5 separate regions of the Homo sapiens genome follow, and all the other regions are linked to region 3. Evidence: chromatin contacts called from ENCODE Hi-C or POLR2A ChIA-PET data. All regions are on one chromosome and are shown on one strand. Each heading gives the region's core, a stretch centred on a gene start or an enhancer-like site at or near the end of the contact. The rest is flanking DNA. Distances are from core to core; before and after follow the strand shown. Region 1 overlaps ZDHHC14 (zDHHC palmitoyltransferase 14). Region 2 holds the start of SNX9 (sorting nexin 9). Region 3 holds the start of TAGAP (T cell activation RhoGTPase activating protein). Region 4 has its middle 62 kb from the start of SNX9. Region 5 has its middle 110 kb from the start of SLC22A3.

What was found. Hi-C counts contacts between places; a loop is a spot of excess contacts on that map. ChIA-PET counts read pairs that join two places held with the same protein, here RNA polymerase II (POLR2A). Pooled maps may share reads with other maps.
Region 1: a loop to region 3 is called in a map with no recorded cell type, with 7 times the contacts of the local background. The contact joins the enhancer-like site here to the promoter of TAGAP in region 3. A Hi-C loop is called at or near these places in 2 of 37 single-sample maps with no recorded cell type and 2 of 50 pooled maps. POLR2A ChIA-PET finds 5 or more read pairs at or near these places in 1 of 52 experiments (activated B cell).
Region 2: a map of naive thymus-derived CD4-positive, alpha-beta T cell shows a loop between it and region 3 (9-fold over the local background). The contact joins the promoter of SNX9 here to the promoter of TAGAP in region 3. A Hi-C loop is called at or near these places in 1 of 168 maps with a recorded cell type or tissue (naive thymus-derived CD4-positive, alpha-beta T cell) and 5 of 50 pooled maps. POLR2A ChIA-PET finds 5 or more read pairs at or near these places in 1 of 52 experiments (BJ).
Region 4: a pooled map shows a loop between it and region 3 (12-fold over the local background). The contact joins the enhancer-like site here to the promoter of TAGAP in region 3. A Hi-C loop is called at or near these places in 1 of 168 maps with a recorded cell type or tissue (natural killer cell), 4 of 37 single-sample maps with no recorded cell type and 9 of 50 pooled maps.
Region 5: a loop to region 3 is called in a map of natural killer cell, with 10 times the contacts of the local background. The contact joins the enhancer-like site here to the promoter of TAGAP in region 3. A Hi-C loop is called at or near these places in 1 of 168 maps with a recorded cell type or tissue (natural killer cell), 1 of 37 single-sample maps with no recorded cell type and 8 of 50 pooled maps.

What each region holds. Positions count from the first base shown.
Region 1 is chr6:157,460,152-157,462,851 of GRCh38, forward strand. All of the region lies in intron 1 of ZDHHC14 (zDHHC palmitoyltransferase 14), which reads left to right. Among named protein-coding and RNA genes, the nearest start is that of MIR3692, 68 kb to the right of the region's middle. RefSeq lists an enhancer at 1,501-1,560. Within about 2 kb of position 1,405, at least 9 of the 41 ENCODE cell types and tissues checked have a DNase peak (open chromatin) inside an H3K27ac peak, as active enhancers do.
Region 2 is chr6:157,821,919-157,824,618 of GRCh38, forward strand. SNX9 (sorting nexin 9) reads left to right here and starts at 1,328. Exons shown (of 18, transcript NM_016224.5): 1 at 1,328-1,528. The coding sequence starts at 1,517. RefSeq lists a silencer at 1,137-1,456 and an enhancer at 2,107-2,156.
Region 3 is chr6:159,043,651-159,046,350 of GRCh38, forward strand. It overlaps TAGAP (T cell activation RhoGTPase activating protein), which reads right to left and starts at 1,341. Exons shown (of 10, transcript NM_054114.5): 1 at 1,229-1,341; 2 at 470-554; 3 at 328-381; 4 at 1-5. The coding sequence starts at 496.
Region 4 is chr6:157,759,517-157,762,216 of GRCh38, forward strand. No RefSeq gene overlaps it. Among named protein-coding and RNA genes, the nearest start is that of SNX9, 62 kb to the right of the region's middle. Within about 2 kb of position 1,420, at least 10 of the 41 ENCODE cell types and tissues checked have a DNase peak (open chromatin) inside an H3K27ac peak, as active enhancers do.
Region 5 is chr6:160,461,389-160,464,088 of GRCh38, forward strand. No RefSeq gene overlaps it. Among named protein-coding and RNA genes, the nearest start is that of SLC22A3, 110 kb to the left of the region's middle. RefSeq lists an enhancer at 1,550-1,599. Within about 2 kb of position 1,268, at least 3 of the 41 ENCODE cell types and tissues checked have a DNase peak (open chromatin) inside an H3K27ac peak, as active enhancers do.

The DNA of each region.
Region 1 (2,700 bases), core at 155-2,654, 1.6 Mb before region 3:
GAGATTGCGCCACTGCACTCCAGCCTGGGCAACAGAGTGAGACTCCATCTTAAAACAAAAACAAAAACAAAAAACAAAACAAAACAAAATGTAAAAAATTAGCCAAGCATGGCGGTGTGCACCTGTACTCCCAGCTACTTGGGAGGCTGAGGTGGGAGGATTGCTTGAGCCCATGAAGTTGAGACTGCAGTGAGCTATGATCACACCACTGCACTCCAGCCTGGGCAACAGAGCCAGACTCACTCTCTCTCTGGAAAAAAAAAAAAAAAAAAAAAAAAAAAAAAGAGTCATTCCTATGTTGTGCATATCTTTCTGTGTCTGCTTCTCCAAAGAGTGCTGTTGATACCCACATAGGTATTCTTGAATTCCTATGACAAGGAGTTCTGAAGAAGCTCGCTGCCTGAGTAATAAAACAATAGACTCTCCATGTAGGAAAGGAATCATTTAGATGACCTCAAATCCAATTTCCCATATGCCATGCAGGAATTCTTCTGTAGGAAAGCTTCTCAGAAGTCTGGAATGTGTGTCATTTTAATCAAGAGTTGCAGTTCTTAGTTGTACCCTTAAGTTATATGGAGGCAGAAATAATGTGACTAACACTGGGCCCCGTGTGGAAACATCCCCCGTTTGCTTATGGCTGGGGATGGGTTAGAGACAGCAGGCGAGGAGGGTTTCCCTGAAGATGCAGGGGTGCAGGCCGATGTGGGCCTTCTTACACGGTCCTAGGCCCAGTTGTGTTTCTCCCTGCTAGCACGGGTTGGCAACAGGAGACACCCAGATCATCCCTTTATCTATTTTTTCCTGTATAGGACAATGCATAAAGCATGCATGTGCTCGAGAAGGCTTCCTTTTCCTGACTGGCAGCCACAGCAATTGGCATAGCAAGCAGCAAAGTAAGGCCTGGTTAAAATGCACATGCAATTCATAGCGGGGCCTCTGATGTCATTGCTGTGGACTTTTGTTTTTAGAACCTGAAAAACACACGTCCTCCAGGGGCCTGGGAAATTCCCAGGTGGCCACCACCGTAAACAGTATCTCATTGAGTTTGACTAAACTGTGGCAGGAGTTCACGCTTCTAACCACCACTGATACAAGGTGAGAAGGGGTCGGCATGGGGAAAGATGCCTTTGAAAGGCCATCTGTGGGCAAAGTCTCGTGCCCCTCTGTGAATGCATTTGATGTAAATTTTTGTTCCTCTTGGTTGAATAAATATTGTTACTAAAAATAGCTTTAAAAGGACATCAGGATACAGCTGGAGCAAGACAAAGGAAGCAGGGCAGATTGCTGTGGGTTTTGGAACTTTGCTTTCCTGAACGCATTGTACGTGTACAGTCCGTTACGGCCCAGCCCCATCACTCATGTCATTCCCAGAGGCAAAGGCATTTGGATTAGTGAAATGCAGCCTCCCTAGTCCTGCCCCTGAGTTCCTAGTTATCTCTGTAACAGCAGCTACACCTTGGGTTAGGGTCTTGAAGTTAGCAGCCTCCGCCCCACCCTGATAGACAGACATATTCTCCTTCTAGATAGGAAATAAAAAGCAGAGGATGCCTGTTGGAGAACAGAGCTGGGCAGCAGAGGGTGGGCAGGTGGCAATGTGGTGATACCCTCTCCACCCTGTGGGGGACGCCAGTTCCTGCACTTCCCATCCAGCCGCTGGGTGCACTGCCACAGTCACGGCTTGCAGAATGAAGGATTTATTAGTCATGGAAACTGGCCTCGGAGCACCGTGCCCCCACTAGAGGCACAGCGGTTCTGGGTCTTGAGATCCTCATACACTAAAGGTCTGCCACAAATTTAGGATCATCTTCATGCTTTGTAAAAAAATTTTTTAAACCCCTGTTGGGTCAGATCCTGGTCTATCATGCGACGGTGGCACCAGAGGGGGCTCTGCAGGGGGCATCAGACAACCTCATTTCCCTTAATACAACTCACTATAGATCTGTGAGTTCACATAGTTTCTGAGCTTATTTATAGTTTCAGCCTCTTCAGTGTCCTCTGTGTTGTCATGAATTTTCCACCATCGTGTAAAGTTAGCTCTTTTTCTTACTTACCCTGAATCTGCCTCCTTCAGTTCAAAGTGGTCTCCTTAGCTCTGGGGTTTCAGAGTTGACGGACATGCCTGTTCACCCTTTCTATTCTTTTCCAGTATATTTTCTAGTGAGATTCACTGTAGGTTTCCACAAGATGAACACTAACTGGAGCGATGAGTGCCTTGTGGATCCTTCAAGGATTTCAACAGCAAAGTTACCTCGAGCCATAAGCCTGCATTATGTTCTGACTTATAAGAAAAGCGATTTTTCTTTCTCTTTGTTGTCATGGGGCTGTCTTCCACCACATTAGGCAAAAAAAGTAGTGCAGTGCCTTGTTTTCAGAGCTTCTGCTGACAAATGAAGATTCCGAGGACTTTTGGGTTAGGCAAAGAAATGTGGTATTCTCTGGCTTCAGAGGATCTCTTTGAGAACCTCTTTGGAGGAGAATGCCTATCCCTGCTTTGCATTATAACTCTTAGAAACAAAAATTATTGTGTTTATAAATCTTCCCTTAGCTGTCTGCTCCTTAAATCGGCTCCTCACAAAGTGGGAAAAGAATCCAGGGTTCTCTGTTTGAAGTGCCCAGCCCAGTGCCCCCCAGCCCTGGAGGGCCTGGCGGGGGCCTCTTCCTGCCCTTCACTGCCTTTTTTCATGGCTGTCTCTGCAGACT
Region 2 (2,700 bases), core at 78-2,577, 1.2 Mb before region 3:
GATCCCTGAGTCGCTCTTCTTTGTAAACAGTGGACAATAATGAGTTTCTCAAATGTTTCTTATAAGGATTAAATGAGATGGGGATGTGGAAGCCTAGTATACAGCAAGCAGGCCGTCAATGAATGTTGGCCTCCCAATATTTTTTTTTACGGAGAAAGACAACTATTTATGCATATTATGATGACTATAGCTTAACCATGAGCTCAACAAACACAAAAATTCACAGAAAATTCTGCAATACCGTATCTATTTTAAACCCCATTATTGAATATAACTAGTGAAATCTCAGGTCAAATAGAATGTATTTAAGAAGACACAAACTTGACATTAAACACCAGAGATTTACATTTGATAGTTGTCTCTTCTTACAAATATATCCCTCATAATAATAAAAAAGCACTCCACTAGTATGCCAATTAAGACACATCTTCCAGTCGTGTTTTGTCCTTGAGTGAAAAATCTTGCTGCTCAATTCAAGTCATTCGTTTATTCATAACACCCATATATATATCTCCAACTCTGGAAAGAAACACTGACAGAAAGATGGAAAATTTTAGAGACCTCGTTTCCACTTCAGAGAGCCTGTTGTCCCCCAAACCTCTCGGGCCCTCCGGTATTTTTAAGCTTATCAAGATTCCAGAATGAGGTTAACGGGGCGTCACAGAACGAAACCCCCCACCGTCCCGTCCCAGGGGCTTCAAGCCAGGACCCCGGCCTGAGGGAGCCTCCGGGCAGGAGGAAGAGGCCCAGGAAGCCATCGCTCCGCTCCTTCCCAGCTGTTTATGTGGTACTCAGGGTACTCGGCCAAGGGCACGGCGACCCCGCAACACCCCAGGCGTGGGGCAAAGACAGCGGGGTTGCGGGGCTCCTGTCTGCCCGGGGCGTCGAGAGTTCCTGCCGCCCCCTCCCGCCTCATGCACGGAAAGCGCCGAGCCACGGCGTGCGGCGCCGGCCGAGCGTGAACCGGAGTCGGGGTTCGGCTACCCCGAGCGGCTCTGTGGGCCGCGGATCGCTTCCCCTGGGGCGGCCACGCAGGGTTGCGGGCCATGGCCTGGGGCGCCCGTCCGGACCCCGCCGCTGCGCGGGACGCCGCTCCCAGCCTCGACCAAGGGCGCCCGGGGGCGGCGGCGGCGGCGGCGGCGGTGACTGCCCGGGGCGGCGGCGCGGCGCGGGGGCGGCCAGGAGGCGAGGAGGCCGGGCCGCGGCCGAGGGCCCAGGGCGCGCTTCCGGCGGGCGTCGCGCGCGCCGCGGTAAATGGGAGGCTCGGCCGACAGGGGCGGGGGCCGCGCAGCCGGGGACTTTCAGGAACTGCAGGAGCGTGCGGCGCGGGAGTAGCCGAGCGCCCAGCGGCTGGGCCTGAGCGTCGAGACTCGGGGCCGAGGCGGAGGAGCGGCCGCCGCGCCGGGGCCCAGCCGGAGCCGCCGCCCTCGCCCTTGCCTTTGCCTGCGCGGCTCAGAATCACCATCCGCGGCGCGGGAGACGAGCCGGCCGTCCCGGGCCGGGGGACCCGCCCGCCATGGCCACCAAGGTGAGGGGCGCGCGGCGCAGGCCGGGCCGGTCGCTCAGGCCCGGGGCGGCGCGGAGAGGGTCGGGGCCGGGGCCGCGGGGAGGGTCGGGGCCAGGGGTGGTCGAGGGGCCACTCCGCTTCCTCGGTGGAGTCCCCGGGCGGGTCCGCGGCCCAGCCAGTCCCTTCTGGGCATGGGTGCGGCGGGCAGTGCAGACAGACCACCAGGATCGCACCGGGGGACGGCGTCGGGTCTGGGCGCGGGTTGGGACCCCGGGCGCAGCGAGGTTTGGGAAGTTTGCACCTGAGCGTGGGCTGCGGCGGGCTCGCCGGGAGGGGCCGCGGGACGGAAACTTCCCGCAGCCCGGGGAGGCCCCCGAGGCGACTGGCGCTCTGTGGCGTCCGGCGTCCCCGCCGCCCCCACGTCCCCTCCCGCTGCCGCCTGGGGGACCCTCGCCCCCGCGGGGCGGGTGGGGGTCGAGACCTCGGCGGAGAGGACGCGGCGCTTCCCGTCCCGGCCTGCGGGGGCTCGCGGCCGGGGAGGGACCGAGGCTGGGACGCCCCGCGCCCCTTTGCCTTCGCTGCTGTTATTTTTTTCTTTTGTTTTGCTACCTTTTCATTGTGAATGGCATTGCCGGCATGAATAAAATATCAAGAGGGAAATGACTGTGCTTTCGATTACGTGTTTGCCTGAAAAAAGGCCCAGGCCCGAATTACGTGGTGGAACTTTGACTCCTGCTTCGTCATTGGCTAGGAGCGGTGGTTTGCTTGTTTTACGTTATTGTTTATGAAATTAGCAGTCACTCTTGGCTACCTGAATTTTCAAAAGCCACCCTCCCCCGCTCCTTTTCCTTGGGCGTTTTCAGTAGTTACTTGATGTAGAATAGCCACTGGGGAAGTCACGGTCACGGAAGGGAGGACCTGGGGGAGGAGGCTCTATACCTGAGCCATTAACTGATCTGTGATACACTGTGAGGAGTGGGTTTACTTTTGCACTTAGTTTTTGTAATGTCACTTTGTTAGCATCAGCACCCCTTTGTCTATTTGTTTTTGAGATCTCTGAGCTACTTTTGGGTTGCTAGAAACGTTATTTTTTATTTTTCGATAGGTGTTTGCTTTTTTTGTGGAGTGTTAAGGTAGAAAATGGTAAGAAATGTGAAATCTCTTTGAAAGATCAGCATTGCTTGACTTCGGTC
Region 3 (2,700 bases), core at 91-2,590:
TCACCCTAAAAACATTTTTATTTCAGTTAAATATAGTGACTGAAGAAACCTATCGAGTCTTTCCCCACAAAACACACATACAGCATTTTATTCATATTAAAAATGAAGTCAGTAGAGTGCATTGATGTTTTTTCTAGCTTCTAGAAGCAATATTAAGGTCTTGATTGTCATCATATAAGATCCTAATTAATGTGCTTAATTTACTACATGTGTGATGTTAGTTTACTACTCTTATAATTACTATTCAACCCAAATAATATTCAATTAAAACAAAGTTTTCCACCTTCTCACAGTACAGATAAAAAGTCTTAAAAATTGCTTTCTTACCTCTGATTGACATTCGATTAGTGTCTCCATATTATTGGCGTTTAGTGTTTTTGACTAAAAGAGAAAAAATAAAATTAGGTAAATATCTTTTGGCCCTTGCCTGTAGGAAACGTGAATGAATGAATGTGAGAGGGGCACTCACAGCATTGTGGCTGCTTCTCAGCTTCATCAGTATTGCGGCTGACTGTCCAGGGGTGGATTTCACTCCCGTGTGGCTGTGCCTCTGTCTACAACGAATCACATGGAAAGGAGTTAGGAGGGACTCACACAGTAGGCCACTTTCAGCGCCACTTTGCCAAAGCACAGAGTTTGAAACTATTTATTTATTTTTCTCTTTTGCTATTTTTTCACTTGCCTTTACTTTGGAAAAAACTATTACATAGACAAGTTTTCATTTAAAATCAGTTCTGTTACCAGATGTTGTATGTTGTTAAGAGCAGCATCTGAACACAATTATTTCTAAATTATTTAAGTCAACTATCTTTACCACTCTAAACGTTGTTACCAATTTATTCCGTTCCATCAAGAGATAATCTGGATATCAATTACGTTAACATTTTAAATTAACATGAACATTAACTTTTTTGGTGGAGTGCTGACTATATGCCAGCTGTCGTAGTAGGTGCTTTGCATGGATTTTCTCATCTAATCCAAAAAGGAAAAAAAAAAAAACATATCCCTAGGATGCTAAAATAGTAAACATGAAACAAAGATAACATTTACAGAACTCCTACACCAAAAAGGTGCAGCCTTCACGTTGAAGCAAAGCTTTGTCCTGAGACTTTATAAAGTGAGAGCATATTCCACGGGATAGCTGTTTTCTGTTGCCTGTGATCTGAGTGACCTGTGACTTGCGAGGCAGCTTGTAATTTCTAGGCATGTTAATATATAGTGTACTTACCCTTGGAGGGTCTCTAGCCAGAGTTCTTTTACATCCGGTGAGCTGTAAAGAATGGGAGAAACAGCATAACTCTCTGCTCCTTCTAGTCCACTGGGAGAGAGAGAGACCGAGCCGGTCTCCCTTCACATGCTCTGCATTATAAGCGAAGGGGCGGGCAGGTGGAAATTCAGAATATTACAGAGACCGGAAAGAACATCATGGGCTGTCACACGGACGGAGCCAGCCAGACACTGGAGAGCTCTCGCTTCCTCATTCCTTTTAGGGCAGCTATGTCTTTTTTTTTTTTTTTTTTTTTTTTTTTTTTTGTGTCTTCCACTTCAAAGTAAAAAATCTGTAAACTACTAGGAGTGGAAAACATGACATTCAGCCCATAGGTGAAGGCTCTGATTAATGTCATAGGTGGGATGTGTGAACAAGAAATTGTGTTATTCTGTGCATAAACATCACTTTATTTTCTAAAGTGGTAATTTCAAGTGCCTCTTTTTGCATCCTGTTTGGGTGCTCTTTCCCCTCCCACGTGCCATCTGCTCTGTCCACCAGCACCACACGTTGATTAGCACCCCTGGATGTGGGACACTGTTACAGAACCAGAAAGAAACCCAAGACAGTCCCTTCCTTGAGGAACAATCACCGTCCAAAGCCAGGTTAGTTTCCTTTGGAAGTAGAAAGAAAACTCCCTCGAGTCAGTTGTCAATATAGTAACCCCCTCCTCCTTTCTGTAACTCCTGGTCAAAAGTATTGATACTTAATTTACAGTCAGAGCAGCTGTCGTTCTGACACGGAAGGAAAACAAACAAAAAAATTCCTTTGATCAGACCAACTTAAAGTAGGAAAGAGATGGTGAATTTCATTTGTGGATCACTCTTCTGCATAAGAGAATTTCTGATCTTTTCTGTAGATCAAGGGCTATATATGAAACCACTCAAATGCCTCGACACGAGAATGGATGCATAAATTGTGATCCATTCACATAGGGAATGAATGTTGTATAGCACTGATAATGAACAGCCTATGACTATAGCCAACAATATGGTTGGATCTCATAATATGACGCTGAGCAAAAGAAGCCAGACGTGAAAGTGTATATCCTGCCGGCTCCCATTAATGCAAAGCACAAAATTAGCAAAAGTCGTCTGTGCTGTTGGAAGCAAGAGTAGCAGTTTCCCAGAGGGGATGGTAATGACTTCCAGGGGCCAGCGGGGGGCTTGGTGATGGTCCATTCTTGATCTGGGTGGTGCTAGGCTTATGTGCACACTTCCCTATTTATGTAATTTTTCAATAAAAAGTTTTAAAATAACTTGGCTTCATTTATCATCAGCATCTTTAATTTTAAGACTTTTCCGCATTGTCAGTTCTTTTGTCATTTTACTGAAAGGAGGTGATTATGGGGCAGACTTTGGGAAACCGAAGCACAGAGAGGTCGAAATTTGCTCTGTAACTTAGCGGCTCGGTGGGGACCTAGGGACAGATCC
Region 4 (2,700 bases), core at 170-2,669, 1.3 Mb before region 3:
AAACCCTGTCTCTAGTAAAAATACAAAAATTAGCTGGGCATGGTGGCGGGCGCCTGTAGTCCCAGCTACTCAAGAGGCTGAGGTGTGAGCTTTGAGTCCAGGTGGTTGAGGCTGAAGTGAGCCATGATCATGCCACTGCACTCTAGCCTGGGCAACAGAGGGAGACCCTGTCTCCAAATAAATATAGAAATAAATAAGAAAAATAAATAAAAGTTTAATGATATAAACTTACAAATTGAATAGATTATACTAAAAACAAAAGTAATAAACACTTAAAGCTCATCACTTCCTAGTGATCTACACTTTACTATTACCTATGCCATCAAAGTTTGTTTTTTTTGTTTGTTTGTTTGTTTTTTGTTTTCTTTTTTAGATGGAGTCTTGCTGTGTTTCCCAGCTGGAGTACAGTGGTGTGAACTTGGCTCACTGCAACTTCCACCTCCCAGGTTCAAGCAATTCCCCTGCCTCAGCCTCCCGAGTAGCTGGGACTACAGGCGTGCACCACCACACTGGCTAATTTTTTTTATCTTTTTTTCAGTAGAGATGGGGTTTCACCATGTTGGCCAGGATGGTCTCAATCTCCTGACCTCGTGATCTGCCCACCTTGGCCTCCCAAAATGCTGGGATTACAGGCGTGAGCCACCACGCCCGGGCCATCAAGGTTATTTACATCTGCGTGTCTGAGTGGAGGAAGCATTATATAACCCTGTTCTGCTGCACATCTCTTTCCACCTCTGCGTTCAGTGACTTCTTACTGACAGCTGGAAATTGGCCATGGGGGCAGTATTTACACCACAGAAATTGGCAAATGTACATTTCAGGACTCTTCTTCCAGAGAGCCTGTTGTGCACATTTACTAGCACACCATTAAAACCAGGCCACAGGGTGTCACCATCCACATTTCTCCCCCAGAGAGTGTCCAAAGGTTCAAATCGCAAAGTAGGGAGCTCAAGTCTGAGCCAGAGTGGCCTCTATCTCAATCAGTCTGGTGAGGCTGGTATAGCAGAGCTGGGGTGACAGCCAAGCGTTTAGACAAGGACAGTTCTTAGCCTCAGGAGATGCCAGTGTCACAGCTTCAGATAGCTCTCTGTCCAGGTGCAGGTGCAGGACCAGCCAGTGAGGGTACAGAGGATATGGGGACTGGGAGGAAGTAGTTTCCGGTTGCCTGACCTGACATTCAGGGCTGGATTTGAGGCCCAGAAGAAATCTAGGATCAGGGCAGACGCCAGCTGGTGGCCTGGTCACCTACACTGGCCTGGGTGGGGACAGGGAGTTGCACAGACTGACTCCCTTCCTACTCCCTCATGGAGAAGGGTCTTCAACACCTTTGCAGGTCCTTCCCATTGCCCCAGGCCTGGCTGATGCAAGCAGGTAGGGAGCGAGAGGGCAGGCTGGGGAAGGCAGTGTCTGGCAACACAGCCGGGGGAAAAGAGATTTATTTTACAACAACAACAAGAAGACTAATAAAAATAATTTTGAAAAAATCTGATGGATAACATGAATCACCCTCGTATGAATCACTAGTTACACTTGGTGGTGTACCAAGGAGAAGGAGAGAGCTGTGGGAGTCAGGGTGCATTGTCTGCAGAGAATTTAAAAATAGGAAGAAAAACACTGCAGTGGTCTGCTTTCTATTATCGCCATGTGTGGCGATTGTAAACAATGGCAGACCCACCCCCACACCACTGGTTACACCCCAGACATGCATTTTTGCCTGTGTTCTAGGTAATCAGTTGATTGTATTAGAACAGCTGACACATTCTTCTTTAGTTCCTTTTTGTGGCATTAGTTTCATAGAATCACTTATTTTGGGGGAATTGGAGGCATGTCTTGTTTTTCCATTCAGACAACAACATGTATCAAGCGGTCTATGATGTGCTGTCTGTCAGTTGCACTTGGAGTTCAAGAGCATTCTTAAAGACGCAATTTGTGTTTTGGAAAAATGGGTAGAGAGCCTTGTTTTGTGTGTGCGGTCAAATAAGTCAGAAGTTGGTTATGAGTCACCACTCTCCTGCTAGTCTAGCATTGTACCCTGCACAGCAAAAAGGGGTTGTAAGCATTAAAAGGGGGCTTTTGAAAAAGCACAGGATATGGAAAGGCGGCCTAGAAGCAAGTTCTGGTGCACGTGAACCGTGTGACCTCAGAAGCCGCATCCCACTGAGCTGTTCTGAGCCTCGGTTTCTCCATTGGTAGAATGGGGCTAATAGTACCTGACCAGCTGTTCCCAGGCTACCGCCAAGGGCCCGTGGAAGCAGGTGCAGGAAGGGATGACGCACACGTGAGCTCTTAAGACAGCTTCAGTTCCTCAGGATTCAAGAAGGGGGAAGGAGAGCCCAGGGCCAGCACATCTGGGGAGGTTCAATATAGATTTAGGTCTGGAATTTCCATTTTCACTGCAGATATGTTGTGCTGAGAAAAGTTCGAGGGCATCAGAATGAAAATTGGAACTTGAGAAACTGGATGAACGTCGCAGCAGGAAGGGAGCCGGGCTGGAGCTCTCTGGAGTGGGGCGCACCGCAGGGAGCACGGCCAGAAGATGGGAGAGGTCACAGGTGGGGCCGTGCCTCTCACAAGCTCAGGGTGCCCTGTGGGGCCGGGAGGGGCAGAGTACAAGCTCAGGGTGCCCTGTGGGGCCGGGAGGGGCAGAGTAGGTCTAGAAGCCGCTCTGGGGGCAGTGCCCCCACCATCACCTGCCAACTG
Region 5 (2,700 bases), core at 18-2,517, 1.4 Mb after region 3:
TGGGAAAGAAGTCGCATTTGAGTCCAAGTTGGCAATTTTGTCAATTAATTTAGGACAAATTCCAAGCACTGAGTTTTTGATATTTCAAAGGTGAAATTAAACAGTAAAATTATAAACAACTTTTAGATTTTTTTTCTAGGTTTCAAAAGTGGTAGTAAACAACACAGGATGCTCTCCTTTCAAGGAAATATAAGCGCTTTCTAATTATTTTGTTGGAGAAGTGATCAAAGAAATTGGTATAGTTCAGCATTAGAATGAGATCTTTTCTGAGAAGACCTTGATTGGCACAAATAGTTATTCGTCATTGTTATTCCGAACAATGTTTAGAACATGATGTCATCCTTCCCATCATCATCCTCATCACCATCCCCATCTAACCCACATAAAGTTTACAGAAAGGCATGAAGGTTTCTTTTGCATGTGAGTCTGTGTGTGCACGTGTGTGTGTGTGTGTATGTGTGTGTGTGATTGTATGTAGCAAGGATTACTGTCCTAAGTTGAAATGTTGCCTTCTCTCAGCCAGCTTCAGGACAGCTCCTCTGGGGAGCCTCCCATGACTAACTGACTGTCATTGGGGTGACTTACACACATGTGCCTTTATTTTTCTTTTACCTCCTCTCTGCCTTCTCTCTGCAGCCAGCCTGCAAGATCTCTGGAGGTAGGAACAGTGTCCCATCTTTGGTACCACCCATCAATGCCTACAACAGTGCATAGGCTACAGAGGGTGTTCAAAAATGCTTCTCTGTCTCCAGTCCTTCAAGGTCTTCAAAATTATAAACATTAATATAGTTAATAATATTCACATAATTATTAATAACAACTGCAAGAGGAATTTCCTCCCCAACCAACCAGAGATTCTACACTCCAGTGAATTTGGAACCTGAGTTTTCCAAATAACTGTCCATTTGCCATGGGCTGTTCTGAGAATCTATCTATATAAGTCTTTTTTTTTTTTAAAGAAACATTGCATGGAATGAAATCATCTTCCCTAGTGCTGAACTCAATTTCTGCTAATATGCCTTACACACAGTATACATGCATCATTGTACTAAAAGAGTAACTACAGAAATTATGGTACCTGCTCCTACTATTTAAAATAAAACTGAATGTTTCTATTTATTTTTACTTATTATTTATACTGAATGTCTTAGTGGAAATGAACTAGCTATTAAAATCATTCTCCACCAGAGTCTCTAGATTTCTCAAGCATGAGTCAAACCTGAATAAACCACATCCTTCTGCAGGAAACCAAACCCACCAACCACATCCTTCTGTAGGAAACAGTTCTGAGGATTTCCAAGTGTCTTATGGGAACCCTTCTCACAAGGCTTGGGGTTAACCTCACTTGTCTTACATCAAGGTTAGGTGGGGGACCTCACAGTCCATTGGGAAAAATCTTGCTCCCATTCTTCCTTCTTTCTCCAATCTTTAAGAACTCGATTCTCATACAACCTTTATGTGGGTGAGGACAGCAGAAATGCACCTGGGAAGCTACTGCACTTTCCTACCATAGGAGTCAAAGGTGCATGAGTCCCAGGCACAGTAGTGGGGTCTGAGGCAAGAAAGTCAGTGTGGGCTCAACTTCAAGGCAGCCTGTCAAGGATAGAGAGCCCAGGCAGTGAGAGGCAGTGGCATGTACCAGACGGGGCCAGAAGTGGAGAACTGGAACTGACCCCATCGAGGGACTTTCAGGTAGAGGAGCCACCAAGATGCTTCTGCAGAACAAACAAAAACACCCACTCAAGGAAAAGGTCAGCTATCAACTCACACTAAATCCAGAGACCACAATGCCACAATACAATAATATTGGCCAAGTAGAATCTTTACTATCACCCTAACCTCTCATTCTTCCCTCTTGCTCTCCCCAGGAGTGTCCCAAATGCGAAGCTGGGCAGTGTGGCTCCCATAATCTTCATCACTGCCCTGTACCGCCTCCCCAGGAAATCTTGGAATGGTGGTCTTCAGTGGACTTGGAGGCCAAGCTGCTTCCCCCAGCTCAAGGTTCTTCCACATGGCAGACCCAACCACAAGCAACCAAATTATACAAATGAAAAGTCCAGGACAGCTTTCTGTAACTAGGACAGACAAGTTGATTGGTCAGCAGAAAGTAAAATAGGGGACAAGTCCAAGTGGCTTTTTGTTTTTTCAGAAATACCCATGGATTTGTTATCCCAGTTGTTTAAGATCTAATGTCAACTCCACTTACCCTGATCCAAGCCTCATACTCCCAACAAGAGTCTTGGAGCAATGAAGAGGGAACCCAACAAACAGTCTCTAAGCAATGATGCTAATGTGAATCGTGAGGAATAATCTTAGGAGAAAGGCCATTTGGGGCTAAAGAGCTGCACTACCCTTCACTGAATTCCTAGGATGGCCATCTGTAGGTTTACAATGTGCACCACATGCTTAGCTGTGCCCTGCTGTTCGTATATTTTTCATACTTCTCAGCTGCAGAAGAGAAAGGTTTTTTATCCGAATGACTGTAAATTTCTTTTTCATGCATCCCATGCTAGACACTGAAGTGCTCAGTGGGACCACCCTGGGGCTGATTAGATCACCTCTAAGTGTGCTCTTTGGGAATTTTACATTTATTTTATTTATGTGTGTGTGGTGGGAGGGGCGGGTGTTTCCCTAACAAATGGGGCCAATTGTAGGGCAGGTTCAAGATGCCCATGACGAAGGGCAGGCTCTGGTGGAGAG